2 separate regions of the Mus musculus genome follow, and region 1 is linked to region 2. The links are chromatin contacts, found by Hi-C or POLR2A ChIA-PET in ENCODE. All regions are on one chromosome and are shown on one strand. The core of a region is the stretch at or near the end of the contact, and the rest is flanking DNA. Distances in the headings are between cores, read along the strand shown. Region 1 holds the start of Ppp1r12b (protein phosphatase 1, regulatory subunit 12B). Region 2 overlaps Ppp1r12b (protein phosphatase 1, regulatory subunit 12B).

The links. Hi-C counts contacts between places; a loop is a spot of excess contacts on that map. ChIA-PET counts read pairs that join two places held with the same protein, here RNA polymerase II (POLR2A).
Region 1: a loop to region 2 is called in a map of gastrocnemius, with 8 times the contacts of the local background. The contact joins the promoter of Ppp1r12b here to the enhancer-like site in region 2. A Hi-C loop is called at or near these places in 10 of 37 maps with a recorded cell type or tissue (gastrocnemius, heart and left cerebral cortex). POLR2A ChIA-PET finds 5 or more read pairs at or near these places in 1 of 5 experiments (Patski).

The regions. Positions count from the first base shown.
Region 1 is chr1:134,954,632-134,957,497 of GRCm38, reverse strand. Ppp1r12b (protein phosphatase 1, regulatory subunit 12B) reads left to right here and starts at 1,558. Exons shown (of 24, transcript NM_001368827.1): 1 at 1,558-2,006. The coding sequence starts at 1,716.
Region 2 is chr1:134,912,054-134,915,043 of GRCm38, reverse strand. All of the region lies in intron 1 of Ppp1r12b (protein phosphatase 1, regulatory subunit 12B), which reads left to right. Among named protein-coding and RNA genes, the nearest start is that of Gm51265, 33 kb to the left of the region's middle. Within about 2 kb of position 1,310, at least 2 of the 3 ENCODE cell types and tissues checked have a DNase peak (open chromatin) inside an H3K27ac peak, as active enhancers do; they include gastrocnemius and heart, where a contact is called at or near this core.

The sequences.
Region 1 (2,866 bases), core at 309-2,808, 42 kb before region 2:
GCAAGAAGCTCACGGCTACATCATCTCTCCTAGTTTCTCTATGTGTTTGTATTTGAGGCAGTCTCCTTCTGCTGCTTTGGCTGGTCTCTCTCTCTCTCTCTCTCTCTCTCTCTCTCTCTCAAGATTTATTTTACTATATGTAAGTACACTGTAGCTGTCTTCAGACACACCAGAAGAGGGCATCAGATCTCATTACAGATGGTTGTGAGCTATCTGGTTCAAAGTCATCCTTTGCTGCATAGGCAGTTCCTGGCTGGCCTGGATGACGTGACACTTAGTCTCAATAAAACAAAAGCTTTTTAACAAGTAATGAGATTTTCTTGGTAATTTGTCGACATGTCAACCCATGTAGTTGCTGGGATTTGAAATCAGGACCTTCAGAGGAGCAGTCATTGCTCTTAACTGCTGAGCCATCTTGCCAGCCTGGTCTCAGACTCTTGATCCTCCAAGATAACAGGTGCGTGTCACCATGCCTGGTTCCTACGTTATCTTGGTATCAATATCTCTCTTATCAATTTGGCAGAGTTCTATTTGAGAACTTGGGTAATTTTAATTATTAATAAGAAGAGGTTCCATGTTGACAAATTACCAAGAAAATCTCATTACTTGTTAAAGAGCTTTTGTTTTATTGAGACTAAGTGTCACGTCGTCCAGGCCACCGGGAACTGCCTATGCAGCAAAGGATGACGTTGAATGTCTTGCCTTTTGTGGTTTGTTTTTCACAGGGGAATAGATTTGACAGGTTTCACTCTGTAGCCCAGGCTAACCTTGAACTCACAGTGTAGTCCAGGTTGCTCTAAAACTCCTGGCAACCTGGGTGCAGGGGTTACAGGTGTGAGTTGCCTGGCATTACTTATTTCTTCAACATTTGATTCCTAGTTTATTCCAATAGAAAATGAGCAACGGGCAAGTGTTCATTTGTTAGGAAATAATAAAAGTTCTTTTTTCTGATGACCTAATCGTGTTCACATTTTGTGTGTGTGTGTGTGTGAAATTTGTGAAATGAAAAATTTCAACAGTCAGGAATCTTTTTGGACCTGGAGTGAATGTCATATTGAAAATAATTTATGTAAAACTATAATACTGTATGTGTATGCATACTTTTCTCCATGCACGTTCATAACTAATACATGTTAATAAAACTAGATGTAAAAAAAAACAGGACATGAAATATCATCCTTCTGTTACTTCATGTTTAGTCTTCTTTTCTAGAAAATAAGGGTAATTACTGCTGCTTTTTCCACTCTTGAAGTGTTAAGTGACTATTAGGGAGGGAGTTCAGCTTAGTGATCGCAGCAATAAAAAAAACTACGATTCCCAAAATGCTTAGAGAAAGAGGATGCCACCGGTCTGGGAGACAGTTGCAGCTTCTTCCAGGCATAGGTGCTAGATTCCCCCTCGGAGGAGGGTGCAGCTTGTCCTTGACTGGTTTGTAATGCATCCAGGGATGTGTAGTTCCCGTAGGGCTCCAGTGCGCCCTCAGGGCAGGTCTCCTACTACAAGTCCCGTACTGACGCGGGGTTGGGCAGCGCGTGCGTGCTGAAGCTAAGGGAGCATGTGGGCGGTGCTACTAGCGGGAGGAGTAAAGATGGCGGCGCGGGGGCCTCCGCCTTCATTCCCTGGCTGAAGCCCTCCGAGGGAGGCGGCAGTGGCCACACAGGGCTACCAACAGTCTTGTGGTGGTACTTTTGGCAGCAGCTGCGGAAGCTCGAGCAATGGCGGAGCTGGAGCACCTGGGAGGGAAGCGAGCAGAGTCGGCGCGAGCGCGGCGGGCTGAGCAGCTGCGGCGCTGGCGAGGCTCGCTGACAGAGCAGGAGCCCGCGGAGCGACAGGGCGCGGGGCGCCAGCTGCAGACCAGACGCGGGAGCCCCAGGGTCCGCTTCGAAGACGGTGCGGTCTTTCTAGCTGCCTGCTCCAGCGGGGACACGGACGAGGTGAAAAAGCTTCTGGCAAGAGGTGCGGACATCAACACGGTCAACGTGGACGGCTTGACAGCCCTGCACCAGGTAGGACTTCTCTTTCTGTTGTGTGGGGTCTTTGACCTGCAAGCTTGTGACCCCGGTGAGTTGCCTCACCAAGAGTATATATAGTGTCACCGCAAAGCCCTCTTGCAAAGACCATGCCACTTCAGTCAACTCACATTCTTGGCCACCCTCTTCCACTCATAACCAGGGTGTGGGTCTTTACTTGAAGGACTGGTGTCACCCGGGTGACTGGTCAGTGTTTGTATTTCCCTCCACCTACTTGGGTTGTCATGGTGACTGATGATTTGGTCCTTGGTGTTATCTTTATAGATTAGTCATCTTTACTTCTCTCCTGTGCCTGTACCTCATGCCACTCACACTGTCATTAGCCTGCTCCCCTTTCAGAAAATTCAACTTTCTATTTGCGTGGCCTAGTTATTAAAATGTCTTAGGGTCAATTAAAGGGAAACCCCACTAGTGGATGGAGACAGGCAGCTTTTTTGAAACGCCACTTGTTTTGCTGATGTGTGATTTGTGTCTTCTCCAGGCCACCCTTAGAACACCCTTGACCTCATTGTTATGGGTGTCTCATTTTCTCTACAGCAGCACTACTTCAGTCAGGGACAGAATTATTTCTGTCTAGGACTTATGGAGTAGGCTTTCAACTTTATTTCTGAATCTGTCTGTAGAAATGGTAACCTTCGAAAAAAGAAATGACTATATATACGAGTTACAGGTAATCTGAGAGTTCTTGTGCTTAATAATAACGCCTTGATTTCTCTCACTTATGCAACAATATTCTCTGTATACTGACTGTCATAACTCCACCCTCTCTCCCCATTTGAACTTCGCCAGTTATTTTGGTGAGCTGAGACCTGGGCACCCACTCTTTTCTCTTCTCG
Region 2 (2,990 bases), core at 61-2,560:
CATTAACCGGTAGAGTTATGTTCAAATTTTTCAGTCTGGCAAGTGAACCCTTACTTAGATTTCCATATATGTCCCTATTCCATTGGAATTCAACTATGCCAATTTCTTGCCATTCCAAAGAACTGATACTTGTCTCTGTTCCGCAGACCTTTGTGTGTGCTATTTCTGCACATTCTCATTATCTCTGCTTGTCTAGCTCGTTAACTCCTCCTTCATAACATGTAAGTCATATCTTCTGGCATTGCCCATCATACCCCACCCCACTCCTGTTAGTAACTTCTTACAGCAAACTATAGGACTTGTTCTTATTGATCACATTATATTACAGCATGACTCCCAAGGGATTGGACTACTATCTTTTCTCTTGCCTCCACAAAATAGCAAAACCGTACTCATTTCTGCCCTCCATGTCCTCCAAAGGACTCTCTGGAATAATGTAGAATGTGTCTGTGAATGGTTGCTACGTGACTAAGTGGAAAGCGCTTCATAGTATGAGACCACTGATACTGACAAACCCTTAGCCTGTTCTTTGGTAATGTGAACCAGTATCTGTAGACTTGCATCTGTAGCCAGAAATTCACTTAATTCTATTACTAGTGAAACTTGAATGTAGTCTATTTGGAAGTCATGGAGAGTTCATATTGTATTTATGCTTATTGTTGTAGATTTATATTTATGTGTATATATTAGTTTCCTTGTGTGGAGAAGACTGAACCTTGTAGACTCGTGGACACTATTAGGCGTTTAGTAGTGATAGCAACTGTTTACATAGCATGTGACCATGTTCCATGTGCTCAAGGTTTTATATGCATTAACTCATTCTTTCCTAATTGGGTGGGACCCCACACAGACCTTACAGTTATTGACATGGTCTTTTCACAGGCGAAGGCACTTGTTAAAGAAATCACTGAATCAGTAGGCCTGGGAGGTGAATCCAGGAATTCCAGTTCCAGAGTCTATTTTTAACATTTAACTAGCATAGTATTCTACATAGGGTTATATAATATTTGTTTAGTATCTTTTACTGTATAGGATGTATGGAACATATGGGGCATGAATGTGATATCGACAAGTATATTACAGAATTTTGGATTTACAAAACTCCCTATTGAAAATACGTTGGGAAAAGAATTTCTTTAATAGGTCCCTTTAGGATAGATTTTGTGTATTGACTCAAACTGGATGTATCTGAACTTCCTGTTATTTCTTTGTGGCTTCCATGCTTTATCCAACTTGTGTTGCAGGATTGCCTGCCTTTTTTCCTAAGCCGTGGATCTTTGCCCGGGCTGTGGCTTTCAGGCTGTACTCCTGCGGCTTGTGAAACACTTGTTTATGGGCACAGAGTGATCTGGAGTTAAATACAAAAATCCCTCTCCATGGAACAGCAATTTATTCTACATGCCAAGTTGGCACAGAATAGACCTTGGGGGGGGGGCTGTGGCTAAAACAGGTAGCCAAGATATGAAGGAGGTTTCCAATCTAGACTCATGCTAAAATAGAATGGTAATGAAAACACTTCAGTGGGCTCTTTGTAGTTTATATTTTATACTTAGGCTAATTTGGAGTGGCCAATCCAGTTTCACTGTCTACTTTACTCAAAATTTTTGGAGGATTAGACTAATAACAAATTATATATGTTAAAAATATATCTAGCAAGATGGGATCAAGAATTACAAATATTTCATAAGCAAAGTGGTATATCTTATCCCTGGTCCATGAACTCAATTTTATAGATGCTTCTATATTGGTAGATAGAAAACATTTATTTAGTTGGTTCTGCAATTGAATATGTGACATTAAATAAGTCATTAAGTTATACCTTAAAAATTACATTTGTTTATTTTTGTTTGTGTTTATGTGCTTTGGTGCTTGTGTGGAGGTCAGAGAACAGCTTGCTGGAACCAGTTTTCCCTTCCAACTTGTGAATCTTAGAGATTGGACTCAGGTCGTCAGGTTTGGTGTGAAGCGTCGTTTCATTGCCACACCCCCTGCCCCTCCAAAAAATAGTGTTCATGATAGAGTTCAGGGTTAGAGTCTGCTGTCTAGTGTGTACTTGGTCTCCAGTGACACAAAACAAACAAGAAATAAGAATTAAAGTTACTCAAATATGTATACTTTTTTGTTCTAAGGGAAAAAAATGACCCTTGGTCTTTTTACCAGTACCAATAGGCCTTATTTATTGTTCCTCAAAGTTAGGACTCTCAAGAGCAGAGAGTAGAGACTGGGTGATGAGAGCATGGGTCTTCTATGTGAAGATAGTACTGGCCTTGAAGAGTGTGCCGGCATTTTAATCTTTTCAACTCCATTTAACAATCTTAAAACGGTACCTGTTTGTATGTGTATGCACATGTGTGTGAGTGTGGGGGTCAGAGGACAGTTTGTGTTTGTATGTTTATGCACATTTGTGTGAGTGTGGAGGTCAGAGGACAGTTTGTGGTAGTTGGTTCTTTCCTTCTATTCTGTCAAGTTTGGTGGTAAGCATCTTACCTACAGAGTCATCTTGCAGCCTCATAATTTTGAAACTTAAGTATTATTAATGCTGAGGCCATTTCATATTTTATGTTTGTAGGTAAGAGAAGGAAGGTGTCCTCTGGTCTTAATTTATAAACATGTATTCTTGAAATAAATGCTAGTCTCCTGAGAACACAAATCAAAATGTGACGGTTGATGAGAAATTTTGTGTTTTGTGTTCTCAGAAATAATCTCACTATATAGCTGTAGCTGCCTCAGCCTCACTGTGTAGCCAGGGTGGCCTTGAACTTGTCAATACCTCTGCCTCAGCTTTCTTGACTGCCGAGTTAGGGGGCATGTACCATTACGTCTGGCTAATGGAAAATTCTTCACTTCTGCTTTCCCTTGGCCATCTGTGTTTGAAAGGCCACTGATCTGTGTCCAGAGCCTGCCTGACCAGTGAGTGCATAGTCAGATATAGTTCTCACCATCTAAGAGCCAGACCTTCTCTGCCAGCACAGTTCTGAGTCTTTCACACA